3 separate regions of the Homo sapiens genome follow, and regions 2 and 3 are each linked to region 1. A link is a contact called in ENCODE Hi-C or POLR2A ChIA-PET data. All regions are on one chromosome and are shown on one strand. The core of a region is the stretch at or near the end of the contact, and the rest is flanking DNA. Distances in the headings are between cores, read along the strand shown. Region 1 holds the start of LINC02660 (long intergenic non-protein coding RNA 2660). Region 2 holds the start of MANCR (mitotically associated long non coding RNA). Region 3 has its middle 110 kb from the start of LINC00703.

Evidence for each region. A loop is a pair of places that touch in the nucleus more often than their neighbours do. ChIA-PET counts read pairs that join two places held with the same protein, here RNA polymerase II (POLR2A). Pooled maps may share reads with other maps.
Region 2: a map of mammary epithelial cell shows a loop between it and region 1 (3-fold over the local background). The contact joins the promoter of MANCR here to the promoter of LINC02660 in region 1. A Hi-C loop is called at or near these places in 7 of 168 maps with a recorded cell type or tissue (Right ventricle myocardium inferior, Right ventricle myocardium superior, cardiac septum and 3 more) and 9 of 50 pooled maps. POLR2A ChIA-PET finds 5 or more read pairs at or near these places in 1 of 52 experiments (Panc1).
Region 3: a loop to region 1 is called in a pooled map of heart right ventricle, with 1.9 times the contacts of the local background. The contact joins the enhancer-like site here to the promoter of LINC02660 in region 1. A Hi-C loop is called at or near these places in 1 of 168 maps with a recorded cell type or tissue (cardiac septum) and 2 of 50 pooled maps. POLR2A ChIA-PET finds 5 or more read pairs at or near these places in 1 of 52 experiments (BJ).

Annotation. Positions count from the first base shown.
Region 1 is chr10:3,909,640-3,914,534 of GRCh38, reverse strand. It overlaps LINC02660 (long intergenic non-protein coding RNA 2660), which reads right to left and starts at 2,512. Exons shown (of 3, transcript NR_183984.1): 1 at 2,489-2,512. RefSeq lists a silencer at 4,772-4,895.
Region 2 is chr10:4,675,276-4,680,170 of GRCh38, reverse strand. MANCR (mitotically associated long non coding RNA) reads left to right here and starts at 2,101. Exons shown (of 4, transcript NR_024475.1): 1 at 2,101-2,122. LOC105376373 (a long non-coding RNA gene) reads right to left here. Exons shown (of 4, transcript XR_001747338.2): 2 at 3,352-3,506; 3 at 596-768.
Region 3 is chr10:4,496,749-4,501,643 of GRCh38, reverse strand. No RefSeq gene overlaps it. Among named protein-coding and RNA genes, the nearest start is that of LINC00703, 110 kb to the right of the region's middle. Within about 2 kb of position 2,508, at least 3 of the 41 ENCODE cell types and tissues checked have a DNase peak (open chromatin) inside an H3K27ac peak, as active enhancers do.

The DNA.
Region 1 (4,895 bases), core at 1,263-3,762:
TTTTGATTATGAGGTCATGTTGTACAACAACCAATTTCTCTAACTTGACAGGTACCAGATGCACACACTTGAGTTGTGTTGATAGAAGCTCAGCTGTATCCAGTGACTTGTGACAGGTATCTGTTTCCTTCTTTATTTCAATTGCATCCTTGCCCTGTTTCAGAACCCCGTCTAATACCTACAATCATACTCAAGAAATACAACGTCGGGCAAGTGATTCAACACTGCTATTCCTCAGGTTCCTCATCTATAAAATGGGCTAATAATATAATAGTACATGCTGGAGTGGGCAGTATGAGGCCTGGATAAATTGATTTGATGCTTTTACAAGCCCTTAGAGCCATACCTGACACAGAGTTAAGGGTCCAATAAATATCAACTAATTAATTGATTGCTAATCAACACCTCTCCATCTGCTCTTTATGGAACTTTGCTCTAGAAAAAAAAAAAAAGCAATCACAGAATTCAGGAGCCTGAATAACCTGTACAGGCTGAGCACCTCAAGTCTGAAAATCTGACATCCAAAATGCTCCAAAATTTGAAATTTTTTGAATGCCGACATGAGGCTGAAAGGAAATTCTTATTTGGAGCATTTCAGATTTTGGATTTTTGAATTTGTGATGCTCAACTGATAAGTATAATGCAAATATTCCAAAATCCAAGATGATGCATTGGAATGAGGAAGAAAACAGATATCTGTCACAAATCACGGGACACAGCGGGGCTTTCATCAACCTGTCCCCCTACCTGCGGCTGTGAAAATCTGAAATGCTCCAAAAAAATTCATGATCCAAAACTCTTCTGGTCCTAAGCACTATGAATAAGGGATACTCAACCGTCCTATTGTTTAGCCACCTTCTGCCCTTGACTGGCGAAAGTGTCCAGGGCAGGGGACTAAGATTTTCTTCCGGAAGCTCCCTAGGAAGCTCTTCATGTAATTCTTATTTCCTCCTGCTCAGTCCTCTACAGAGAAGGGCAGAAGATCAAAGCCAGTTTGGTTTGCTCAAGGACAGGTGGTTCTTACTCTCTAGCAACACAGTCCCAGGGCCCTAAGCCTTCTGGTCAACCACTCTTCATTATTTTTGCCACTTTCTCCGGAAAAGTTGGGTTTCTTTGCATCCTTTTTGAAATATGTTACAGAGACATGAGCGCAACCCATGCCCTTGGACAGAGGTGTCCTGTCAAGAAGGCCCCATCTCTGGGTCTAGGCCCTGTGTGCCACTGAGGTCCCTGTAAAGCCCTTCTTTCCCAGCCCATCTGTCTGGGGTCACTTCTGGCCCCAAGCTCTTTTCTTCCAATATTTGTACCTAACAAGCCTTTTTTTTCTTGCATTTGTACTGTTTGAATTTCATCAAGCATATAATTGTGTTTGTTCCAATGGTAAAAATAATATTTTACTATTTACCTACTTTTTTCAAAGGGCATAGGTTCTCTAAATACTAAGTGGTAGGCAGTGTGCTGAGGGCTGGGGCTGCCAAGGTGAGTCAGAGAAACCCCTGAGTGTGCTGTGCTACCTGCCCGGTGCAGGAAACAGATATCCGAACAGACGATGGGAAAGAAGTGGGTTCTGTGAAGGTGAACAAATGTCCAGGAGGGACATGGGAGGCTGCCTCCAGGGCTGATCTAAACAGACCCCCACGCCTACCCCAGGTTTTCTGGGGGTTTTACTGCTGCTGCCGCTGATGTGAAAGGCGGTCCGTGATGTTGGTGCTCTCCCTTCCCCTCTCTTCCATCCTTCCCAGAACTCTGTGCCTTGGGCCAGGCAAGCTCAACCTTAAAGAGCGGAGGAAGAGGTGAGAAAGAATGAATGAATATTGGCCGGGTGCGGTGGCTCACGCCTGTAATCCCAGCACTTTGGGAGACCGAGGCTGGTGGGCCACCTGAGGTCAGGAGTTGGAGACCAGCCTGGCCAACATGGTGAAGCCCGTCTCTACTAAGAATACAAAAATTAGCCAGACATGATGGCACAGCCTGTAATCCCAGCTACTCAGGATTCTGAAGCAGGAGAATCGCTTGAACCCGGGAGGGAGGTGGAGGTTGCAGTGAGCCAAGATCGTGCCACTGCACTTCAGCCTGGGCAACAGAGCGAGACTGTCTGAAAAAAAAGAAAAAGAAAAAGAAAAAAAAGAATGAATGAATCTACTTCTTCTTCTGTTAAGACAAAAAGGCCCCTAATATTTTTCCAGAGGAAGAGATAGAAGAGGTAATAGCAGCTGAGAGCACCTAGAAAAAAACAGCACTTCCCAGCTGTAGCTCTCTCCAGTGAAAACGCTGAACTCAGAACAAGCATTGTGAAGTCGCAGGCGAGAGAGGCCAGCTCAGGAGGGCCCCCTGACCGCCCCAACAGACCCCACTCACAATCTCTGCTGCACATCTGCCCATGGAACAATGGCACTCCGAGCTCCTGCTCCAGATCCTCATCTTCAGCTAACAAATCAGAAAGATGAACGTCCACGGGCAACGCAGAAAACATCATAGAGATCCCTACCCAGGTTTGTCCTCTTGCTCAAAGAAAGAAGGTCGTGCATTCAGGACAAGTAACGACTTGCTGTAGCTTATCTCCTTCAATCCCAAATAGTTCTCATAGTTGGCTGAGAGAGGAGAGACCAGCCGCCTGTAATACCATCTATGATGCCTGCTCCCTTCTCTCCCTTCCAACATTTCTCCTTGACAACCCCACACCAAGAATAAACAGACGGGAAGGCAAAGATGAGCTACAAAGTTTTGAGCAACAAAGCAGGTCAAGTGGGGAATGAATACTCCCCAGCAAAACACAGAGGATCCGATTCAAGAGTTCATTGTGAATATAAGCACATAGGTTAAGCCTGCATACACCGAAAATAAAAATAACCATGCCTGATTTCAAGACTGAGACAGAAGAAAAAAATTACTCAGATAGATACGGTGGTCATCTTCACAGCCTTTTGAGCTAGCCAATATTCACTTCAATTGCCTGAGGTTTGCAGTAACTCGCTTTGGGTTCTAAAAGACACAGTGGGCTCACTGTCCCCCTTTGGGTGTCCCTCTCTGCACAGATAAACCAGCGGCACGCGGAGGGCATGAGATAGAAGCCTGTCCACAAGGGAGGAATTATCTTTTACAGGCAATCTGGGAGCACCATTGAAAAATGCTCTTCTGTGATGAAATTATGAATGCTTTCACATCAAACAAAAATGTATTGTCTAAACCCTGGGTGAATATTGGATGTCATTTTTTTTTCTGCTCAGCATTTTGATATAACTATGCAATAATCTCCAAGTAATTTCATGTTTACATACACCAGGTGACACACGGCATATGTGAAATTATGGCACTTAGGAATATTAAAGGCATCTAATGCATAATGAAAACCGTATATTGAAGAATAATTTTTCTTCTACAGTTTTATAAGCAGTTGACAAAAAGCTGACAGGAGAAATTCTTCCAATAATGGAAGTACTCTCAGGTTTAATTCTCTTATAACAATTCTATTATGCATAAAGTAAGACGGAAGAAGTCATTGGCTTATGATCTAAAGGAAAGCATAATCGCAAAACTATTGCAATCAATGCTGTTGAAAATAATTCTGCAGATAAAAATTTAATAATTTTATATGAAGATACACTGAATTACAATTTTAGGTCAAGTTGATCTTTCAAAGACAGACTGACTACCTTTTTGAACAAAAAAGACTATGCCACGTGGTATAGTTTATGTCTACCCTTTGTCTAAGGAAGCAAAATACATTTGAACAATTATTTAATTGAATCTACTTAACATCATTGATTATTTACACCTAAAATAACTGCTAGCTAAATATCAGGATTTCTGTCTTAAAATTGTCCAGATCATTTCCTCAGATCTCCAAAATGTTTTGCTAATAATACATGCCTAAATAAATATACCTAATTAAGCAAAACAATGCGGATTTGGTTCATTAATCCTCTTCATCAACAAGGTCATTTATTAAACACCTATTTTGTGCTAGCCATTAAAGGAAGCTCGTGCTAATGAGCCTTTCTCCTGATAAAAAGTGAAGAGTTTGGAAGAGGCAGACCATGTTTTCCGCAGCCTAGGCCACACCACGTCACTTTTTTTTTTTTTTTTTGAGATGGAGTCTTGCTCTGTCCCCCAGGCTGGAGTGCAGTGGCATGATCTCGGCTCACTGCAAGCTCCGCCTCCCAGGTTCACGCCTTTCTCCTGCCTCAGCCTCTTGAGTAGCTGGGACTACCGACCCGCCACTATGCCTGGCTAATTTTTTGTATTTTCAGTAGAGACGGGGTTTCACCATGTTAGCCAGGATGGTCTCGATCTCCTGACCTCGTGATCCACCTGCCTTGGCCTCACAAAGTGCTGGGATTACAGGCGTTAGCCACTGCACCCGGCCTTCTTTTTTCTTGAGATGGAGTCTCACTCTGCTGGAGTGCAATGGCACGATCTCTGCTCACTGCAGCCTCTGCCTCCCTCCTCAGTAGCTGTGACTACAAGCAATTCAGCTGCGTCAGCCTTCCAAGTAGCTGGGACTGCAGGCGCATGCCACCATGCCTGGCTGATTTTTGTATTTTTTGTAGAGACGGGGTTTCATCATGTTGTCCAGGCTGGTCTCGAACTCCTGACTTCAAATGATCAGCCCGCCTCGGCCTCCCAAAGTGCTGGGATTACAGGCGTGAGCCAGCGTGACTGAGCCCACATCACTCTTTAAGCCTTGCTTCCTCTGCCCAGTTAGACAGCCCACCTCTGCCCACACAGCCCACCTTGTCTCAACTTCTATCCTTATTTGGTCCATTACATTTTCGGGTGCAAGTTCTGCTTCACAGGCAGCAAAATGTGCTAAAATCCTTCCAGGCACAGAGGGAACATCAGCTCCTTCATGAGCTCTTCCCTGATGTGGGTCATCCATGGTTCATTGTTTCGAG
Region 2 (4,895 bases), core at 852-3,351, 770 kb before region 1:
TATCTGCTCAGAAGAACTTTCTAAGGATTTGTACCTTTGTATTCCAGAAGCAGCTGCCCAATTTTGTCTATTCGTTGGCTCTTAGAATATTTCGTCTATTCTTTGGCTATCAGAGAATACTAAGCAAGGAAACAAGCAAAAAATAAACCAACAGGAATTTTGCTGTCTTATTATGTCCTAGTTTCTTAACTGTTTCTGTCTACTTCCCTCCCCACCATATTTCTTTTCATATGTAAGTTTTTAAATATTTGATGATGGTGATGGCGCTACTGAAGTGAAAGATTTATGTATCACTTTTATAGTCCAAAGCAATGCAATTTTCTTGTGATAAGTTAAAATATTAAAGTTAACCATATTTAATTTTAGCCATCAATCTTTCCCTACTCCTGTTTTCAGGATTTTTTCTTTTTTGCAAGAAAAAATGAAATTTACTAGTAAACATTGTTAAAAAATTTTTAGGCAAATTAAATTAATAGAGTTTAATTGAGCAAAGAACAAATTGCTGATTGGGGCAGCCTCCCGAGGCAGGGTAGGTTCAAAGACTCCAGCACAGCCACGTGATGGAAGAAGATTTATGAACAGAAAAAGGACTTACAGAAAATGGACGAGAGGTGCAGAAACACCTAGATTGCTTACAGCTCTGCGTTTGCCTTATTTAAACATGGTTTGAACAGCCGGCCGCCTGTGATTGGCTGAAACTCCATGATTGGCACAAGAGTAGGTAGGTCACAGTCTGTTTACACGTCCAGTGAGGTTACAGTTCATTACCTACAGAGAAACGTTTAGACTGAACTTAAAATATGTAAGGAGGCAGCTCTAGGCTAAACTTGATTTAGCAATATAATCTACTAATTCTTTTTGTAATAAAATTATTTAATTTTCAGGTGATAAGATGAAGTATCAGTCATTGAGATGTTTCATACCCAGTAGAATCTGGGGTGGATATTTGCTTTTGTGAATGGCCTTCACATTAGGAAGTGCATTTAGGAAAATCGGGTATTGCATTTTCATGGTTATTTGAGCTCAAAGATTTTATTCCTTTATTGGCCAGATCATTTGGTACAAAGATCAACTAGAAAGAAAGTTTCATGTATTGAGTTTTTGGGAAGGGCTGTTTTAAATACTGTTAAGACGACTGATTTATCTTTCTTTACTTAGTAGGGGGAGGTAGGAGGGGCATACCAGAATTCAGAAGTGCGACCACCATAACCACTTCACTTTTCAATTTATTTTTCAGTTCTAGGATATATAAGCAGACAAGGAGGGTCTCTAGGAACCATAGGAGTTTAATCCACGTGAGCCATCAGCCTGATTTACAGCTTCCTGCCCTGCAGCCTGTTCTTCCCTAAACCCTGGGTGGACTATAGTAACCTAGTTGGTTGAAACCAGCTCCTGACAGACCCTGGCAACTTAGAGATGAACCCTGGTGAATCTTCCTCATGACTGTAACGTCTCCATCCTGGAGGAACTGTAGTTCCGTTATCATAACATGTAACCCATGTGTTGCCATGATGACACTGTGTCTGCACCGCTGGGACCCCTCATCTACATGCGATAATGCACCCTCTCCCCTCTCCATCACCCCATAAAACCCTCCTGCCACTTTCCCTCAGGGAGACACTGCTTTGGAGAATACACCCAGTGCTCCCCTTACTTGAGCCAAGTAATAAAACTCCTATTGATCAAAATCTGCATTCTCGTGGAGAGTCGTTTGTTGCTTGACAGGTGAATGAACGCTGTTTGTTTTTTTCGGATAACAAATATGAGGTATTAAACAAACAAACAAAAAACCCCAGACTTGAAGCTTTCCCATAATAACAACAAAGAGTTTGAGTAAGAATTCCACAGCTTGCCTTCATCTGTGGCAGACTTGCATGAATCATTTTCAAATAAAGATAATAACTCAGTTGGTCTTGTAGTCCAAACAAAATGTGCTACTTCAGGAACATTCACTTCCTATGTGGACTTTGCTGCTGAGTCAGTGTGAGACCTTGAACAAGTCTCTGTTTGTTTCGTACCATTCAGATTTCCTCGTCTGTAAACATTAAGTATCTACATTCACTAAAAGTAGTTCTGAATGAATGTTATTTAATGGTGCCAATGATGTTGGAGGATACCTGTGGTAAGTGGTTTAATTTATTTTTGCAAGTTGGTATAATATCCATACTATATTGACCTTAAAATAGATGGACAATGTGGATATGTGGATGTTTTTGTTATTGAGAAGGGGGTTGACTGAGAGTAAAGGACAGTTTGATTTGTTTTTCTACATTAGTCCTATTCATCTGGCAAATGTGAAATCTCCATTTCGTCATTCATGTTCCTAAGGTGGGTACTAGATATAGTTACATTTTCTTGCCAAAGTAAAACTTGCATCATATACTTAGGAACGTGTGGAGCACTTCTCAGAGCTGTGCTTAATCTCAGGTGCCCAGAAATGTTGAAACTTGTTTACAGAACTTTGGACTCATCTCTGATTTATTAACTCAAGTTATTCCCTGGACCTATAATTAACATCTCACCAGCCTGATATTTTCCTCAACCACTTAACACAAAAGAATGATTATGGAGCTTCACATGCAACATTATCCCTTAAAATTGACTCTAAACAAGGATTTAAAATAAGGTTGTTTCCATGTGCACAGGTGATCAAATCATTGTGTGATAAAACGATAGATTTTTTTATGATGTGTTTTCATATCTCTGTGACCTTTTTTGTTAGAGAGGTGATACCATTGAGTCCCGGGAGACTTAGGCTAACTCTTAATATACAAAAGGATAAATACTTTCTTCTTCAAATAATTCCAAGCTCGTTTTACTCCTTTAAAATAATTTTTAGATATACTTGTCAAATTCTGTGAAATATTCATGTATGAATTTTGATTGAAACTTCATTAATGATGTATTTATCCATTTCTTTTTCTTTTTAACTTAAAATTTATATTTGTTTATATAAAATTTCTGAACATATTATTTTTAAAAACTAGTTATAACTACTTTAGAATTTTTGGTAGCTATTATGGGAAGTTTCTTTGTATTATTACTTTATTATTGTTACATTATATAATTGTTTTTATTGGAAAATAATGATATTTATTTGTATATTGATCTGGCACCATAAAGCTTTCTGACTTTTTGTTTTAGTTGCTTATTTACATATTATCTTAAAAGTTCTATGAGTATGGTCATATGAGCCAACAATAATGATTTTACTAATACCAATTCCTGTATTAGTTTCCTAGGCTGTTGTAACAAAGTGCCTTGACTGAGTGGTTTTGAAACAAAGAGAGCTTATTCCTTCATGGTTCTGGAAGTCTGAAGTCTGAAATCCAGGTGAAAGTAGGGCCGCACCCTCTCCAAAGCTCCAGGGAAGAATCCTTCCTCTCCTTTAGTTTTCTCAGTGGCCCACAGTACTTGGCGCCCTGTGGTTTTGCGGCAGCAGGTCCACCTCTGCCTCTGTCTCCACATGGCTGTCTTCCCTATGTGTCCATGTCCAAATTTCCCTCCTATGAGGAAACCACAGATACCATGTATTAGATTATAGATCCCTCTAATCCATGATTACCTCATCATTAAATCTGCAAAAAATCCCATTTCCAAATAAGGTCACATTCACAGGTTCCAGTTGAACAGGCATTTTTAGGGGGCTGAAGGGTGGCACTAATTAACCCAGTAAACTCCACCAGCTGGCACCCCAAATTCATGTTCTCCCGTGTGCAAAATACATTTACCCATGTCCCCCAAATTCTTAACCCATTTAAGCGTTAACTCTAAAAAATGTCACATTAATATCAACTCAAAAAGTTACAAATCTCATCATTGAAATGATCTAAATTAGGTATGGGTGAGACTCTTAGTTTTCATCCATACTGGGGCAAAGTCCCTTCATCCACAGAACTGTAAAACTAGAAAACAAATTATCTGCTTCCAAAACACAATGGTGGAACGTATGAGGTTGTCTCTATTTTGCCTTCATATTCTGAAGAATACATTTGTTGGATGTAGAATTGTGGGTTGGCAGTTTCTTTCCTTGCATTACCTTATAATATTTTTCAACTGTCTTCTCACATCTAAAATTTCTGACAAGAAAAAGATATTTGAAACATTTTTTGCATGTATGTAATATGCCATTTTTGTCTGGCTTGTGAAAACATTCTTTCTTTGGCTTTAAATACTTTGACTATTACATACTTGCTCATTTTAATGATGTTTGCTCACACTTGGAATTTACTGAGCTTCTATAATCTGTAAATTTATCTTTTACCTAATTGAAAAAGTTCAGTTTTTTTTTTTCAATAATTGTGTGTCTGTATGTCCCATTTTCTTTCTCTTCTGCTGTGGAACTGCAGTTACATGGATATTGGAACTTCAGAGATTATTTCACAGGTCCATGAAGCTTTGTTCACTTTGCTTATCAATCTTGGTATTGTTCAGATTTTAAAAAGTTCTGTTGATCTCTCTGACCCCTTTCTTTGTCAATTCTATTATTCTGTGAAGCCCAATTAGTGTGTGCTTACTGCATACATTGTATTTTTCCCTTCTTGCATTTCTTGTTTGTTTTGTTTTGTTTGTTTGTTTTTGTTTGAGACAGCATCTCACTCTGTCACCCAGACTGGATTGCAGTGGTGCAATCTTGGCTCACTGCAGCCTCCACCTCCCAGGTTCAAGCGATTTACCTGCCTCAGCCTCCCAAGTAGCTGGGATTACAGGTGCATGCCATCACACCCAGCTATTTTTGTATTTTTTGTAGAGATGGGGTTTCACAATGTTGGCCAGGCTGGTCTCGAACTGTTGACCTCAGGTGATTAGCCCACCTCAGCCTCCCAAAGTGATGGGATTACAGGTGTGAGCCACTGCACCTGGCTGATTCTTGCATTTCTGTTTGAGACTTTTTC
Region 3 (4,895 bases), core at 1,259-3,758, 590 kb before region 1:
GCCCATCACCACCAAATACTTTAGTATCTTTTTCCTACAAGCAAGGGCATCCTCCTGCATAACCTCAATACTCATAATCCTCAAAGCCAGGAAGTCAGCACTGACGCATTACTGTATCTGACCCTCAGGTCCAATTTCTCCAATTGTTTCAATGTTTATCATAGTAAAGGAGCCAGCTCAGGATCACAGGTTGCTTTTAGTTAATCATTTCTCTTTAGGCTTCTTTGGTCTGGACAAGTTCCTCATACTTTCCTTGATTTTCTTGATTTTGATAATTTGAAGTTGACTGCGGCATGACAGTTCTCTGGGATTTCTTTGGCTACTGCATATCTTGCAAGGAAAGACACTGACTACTTTTGTTCCAGATTATCATTTTAAAGATGATTGTTTAGCAAATAGTTTTGGAAGATAAATAGGGTTTCTTGCTCTGGACGTACTTACTGCCCATTGTACTCCAATTCCTTTTGCATCAACCTAATAAAAGATTCAGGTTCCCTGAGTTCATGGTTCCTCTATGGTAATGCAACCTGCTGCATGTGCAGGTGTTACTGGTCCTCTTTGTGCTGCCTTATGGGAAATGATCTTAGGAAACCAACGCAAAAGCTGGTTCTCTTGCTCCTGTGACTGCTGTGTGTGATGAAGTCTTTGTCTCTGACCTAGGAGTCTTACGTCTTCTGCCGGCATCCATCACAATGTAGCAAGCTAACATTTTAGCTTGTAAGCAGAGTAAAATCTCAGACCCTCACAGTTCTTAGAACTCAGAGGCCAATTATTTAGTTTTGACAGGTATTTTCTCATGATAAGATTTAGGAAATCCCTTAATTTGGTTACATATCATAAAACTGTCATATTAGACATTATGCAAAACTTCTGACATATTCCTTTATGACTAGAAACTAGACAAAAATGTTCACAATCACTTCTGCTATGCTGGAAAGAAAGAATTACAATAGTTATTCTTTGCAGATGATATGGTCATCCACATAGAAAAGCCAAAGAATCAAACAATTATTAATGTTAGAATAAACACAATAGTTTATCAAGGTCACTTTACAACGACCGATTTACAAAAACTAATAATATTTATCTTCACTAACAGTAAAAAGTTAGAAAATAAAATAGTATATAAGATATTTGCATTCATGGTAAAAACTGTAACATTTTAAAGAATTGACTAAAGAAAGAAGTCAAAAGCCTCCCTAGGGAAAAACCCTTTATGTATTAAAGGAACTTACAGATTTGAATAGATGGAGAGACATTCAATGATTCATTAGTATTTTTAGTTTCTAAGTATTATTAAATGATGATTAGCCACATATTAGAAGGTCAATTCCATGTAGGCCTATCAAACTGTTAAGTGTTTTCTTTTTTAGGAAAAAATATAGTGTACATGAATATTTATTCTTTTTACTTATCTCTAGATTTTTTTTGTCTTTTCCTGTTTCAGTGTAGTGATCCAGGGTCACCACCATTGCCAACTCTCTTTCTAACAAATTAACAGCATCTAAAACACAACTGCCTGTGTGTCTGAGTTAGTACAGTGTGAAAAAAGTTTCTGTCAATATTAGTTTGTAAATCAGAGTTCTAATGGGATGTCCATCCACTTTACAATCAAGTTAACAAGAGAGTCAGAGAGATGAGGAAGAGGAAAACATGTTATGGTGACATCCTAGGGTGATGCCAGTGGTTATTTAGCTTGTAACTAAATATCACCTGTCCCACTATTTCACCCAGCTTCTCCTCATCAGAGGGTGCAGGAGTGGGCACCAGAGGCATACGTGTGTAGTTGACCATTCCACGTTGCCACTTCTCCCTGCTGGTGTCCTCCTGCTGCTGTCAACGGTGGAGGGAGAGCTAGCCTAATGAATTATGACGGGAACATCACTGTGGTTTAGAATTCCATATAGGAAACAATGTCATGATTTTGGGGGATAGAATTAAAAATTAATATTTTAAACATATTAAACCCATATATTTGATATTTAATATTTTTATTATTAATTTTAAAATACATAAAGCTTCTGACAAATTATTTTTATTTATTTTGATATTCATGGAGAGAAAAATATGTGGTAAAGTACTACTCTACACTGAAATACTTTATTTAAAGTTATTGAATGCTTTTAAGCAAGGTAGTTTAGAGAATTTTGAACTATCTATACAGTGGTTTTTTAAGATTCCTAGAGAAAAATTATGCTAAATAACAGGCTTTTTGAGCACTGATAATGATACTAAGTTACTTATTCAAACGTGTCTTTCTGCCAAGACCAAGTTCCTTGAGAGCAGATTCTTAAATGCAGCATCTTGGTTACCTTTGCTTACTTATTTTTTAATTTCCTTATGTTTATCTTTGTTTACTTACACCTAATCGGTGCTCAATAGACTTTGCTGAAACAAAATGACGCCTTGTGGTTGACCAGTGTCTCATTACCAGGCAGCTTGCCCTGGAGAAAAATAGAGCAGTTGGTTTAAATCAAGACGCTCTGAGAATTAGCTAAGTGATTTACCTCTGCCAAGTAGGAACTATAAATACTGTCAGACTAAAAGCACCCGTTGCCTACCTACTGTGTACTGAGCATCATTCAATTGGCACACCTACTCAATAATTGTGAACAGATGGAATTAGCGCATAGAAAAGAGCATGTGTTTTTCCCTCTCCATCCACACATACCAACCTAGAAAAATAGAATTCTCCATCATGGTATTTTTTTTTCTAACAAGGACATCGTCAAATGTATTAGTCAAACTTGGAGTCCCTCCAAAACTAAAGCTTACTTCTAAATTTAGAACTAATGAGCTCTCTGTGTGTACCAAAGTAGAAAGCACATATTTTCTCTGTTAGCATTGAGGCCTTTTATTCAACATAACTCTACTGCGAAAGAGAATATAAATGTTTCTTCTTTAGTGTTACTGGCTTGCAAAACTCAGTCACTGGGAAAAACATGAACACTAGGGAAGAATGATAGGTTTGTAGAGAACATTCATTTCAGAGAATGGTAGAATCCTCCATTTAACAGGTCTTTAAAGATCCTCCAGCCCAGCGCTTCTTAACAGCTAGAATTCCTTTTAAAATGACACCTTGGGTGATCTCCAGTGCTCTACCTACCTCCAGCGTCAAGGCAGCTCCATCCACATCTGAGTTGCTTCAGTGGAGGGTCCCCCTGGCACAAAACCAAACTCATTTTTGCTATTGCCTCCCTCAGTGACTTCTGAGTTTACTTTTTGGGACACACAGATTGAGGACTCTTTCCTATGACACTTTCCTCGTGCTTGATGACAAACAACTACCGCATGTTCCCCTCTCCAGGTTTCTCTTCTCCATGCCAAAAACTTGCATGTCTTAACCCTTCCTCAGTGCCTCAATTTCCAATTGCTTCATCCTTCTGGCCACATTCTTGCCATGTTCTCCATAATACAACTTATTAAAGATGGATATCATGACATTTAAAAGAAGTTAACTGTGGCAGAAATATAAAAAATGAATTCCTAGGGAAGGTACTCAGGTCCCAGCTACTTGTCACAGCAGAAATGAGTGATTTTTAAAATTACACTTGAGAGTAAGTCCAGGACGATTTTACTTACAGAATAAAAGGAAGTAATAATATTTGAGAACAGGGAGATGAAAGACCCAGGAACACCTTTGAGACCTACTTTGGGAGGTTAGTGGAAAATTATACTCTTAATTTTAAACCAGAATATAAAGAATAGGGTCAATTTACCTGTAGGAAGACAGACATACTTCATTGAATGTGTTCTGTTAAATTCTTATAAAATTCCCAGGTAGATGAGTCTATAGAATAGTTAACCTATCTATACCTTGGTTATATAGGAAAGCATCTCGTAGCCTGGTGTTCTCACCCAAGACAAGCCCCACAGCTGTGCTTAAGCAATTTAGGGTGCTGAAATGTAACTGAATTCTTCTTTTTCACAAATGTCTGCTCTTTTTTGCTGAATCGCAATCACAGACACCATCATCCAGTTAACCTTTCAAGTGATAAAATTGATACTTTTCCATGACTTCTCTTTTAAAAAAAATCTGTCAGTTGCCAGATTTCCTCAATCTCAAAAATGTCTATCAAATCGTACGCTTTGCCGCATTTGAACACCATTGCATTAGCTCCTCCAGCCACCAGTCTTTAGTGTCTTGTGTTGGTCCATGGTTTCCTACCTGTCCTCTTGATGAAGAGCTCTTCCCAGTGGGGATGGGGCCCAGCTTGGATAGTCCTGCAAGAGCACAGAGCTGAATGCTCAATAATTTTGTGAGCCGGTGAAACAAGTGCTAGCTTGAAACTGACCGTAAGAAGGGACAACACACTCTGGAGCCTACTTGAGGGTAGAGGGTGGGAGGAGGGAAAGGAGCAGAAAAAAAGTAACTAATGGGTCCTAGGCTTAGTACCTGATGAAATAATCTGTACATCAACTCCCTGTGACATGAGCTTACCTATATAACAAACCTACACATGTGTCCCTGAGCCTAAAATAAAAGTTAAAAAATGGCCAGGCGCCATGGCTCATGTCTGTAATCCCAGCACTTTGGGACGCCAAGGCAGGCAGATCACCTGAGGTCCAGAGTTCAAGACCAGCCTGACAAACGTGGAGAAACCCCAAGTCTACTAAAAAATACAAAATTAGCCGGGCGTGGTGGTGCAGGCCTGTAATCCCAGCTACTCGGGAGGCTGAGGCAGAAGAATCACTTGAACCCAGGAGGCAGAGGTTGCAGTGAGCTGAGATCCTGCCATTGCACTCCAGCCTGGGCAACAAGAATGAAACTTCATTTCGAAAAAAACAAAAAAAGCTAAAAAAAAAGCTAAAAAAAAGAAAATGTGGTACATATGCACAATGGAGTACCATTCAGCCATAAAAAAGAATGAGATTGAGTCATTTGCAACAACATG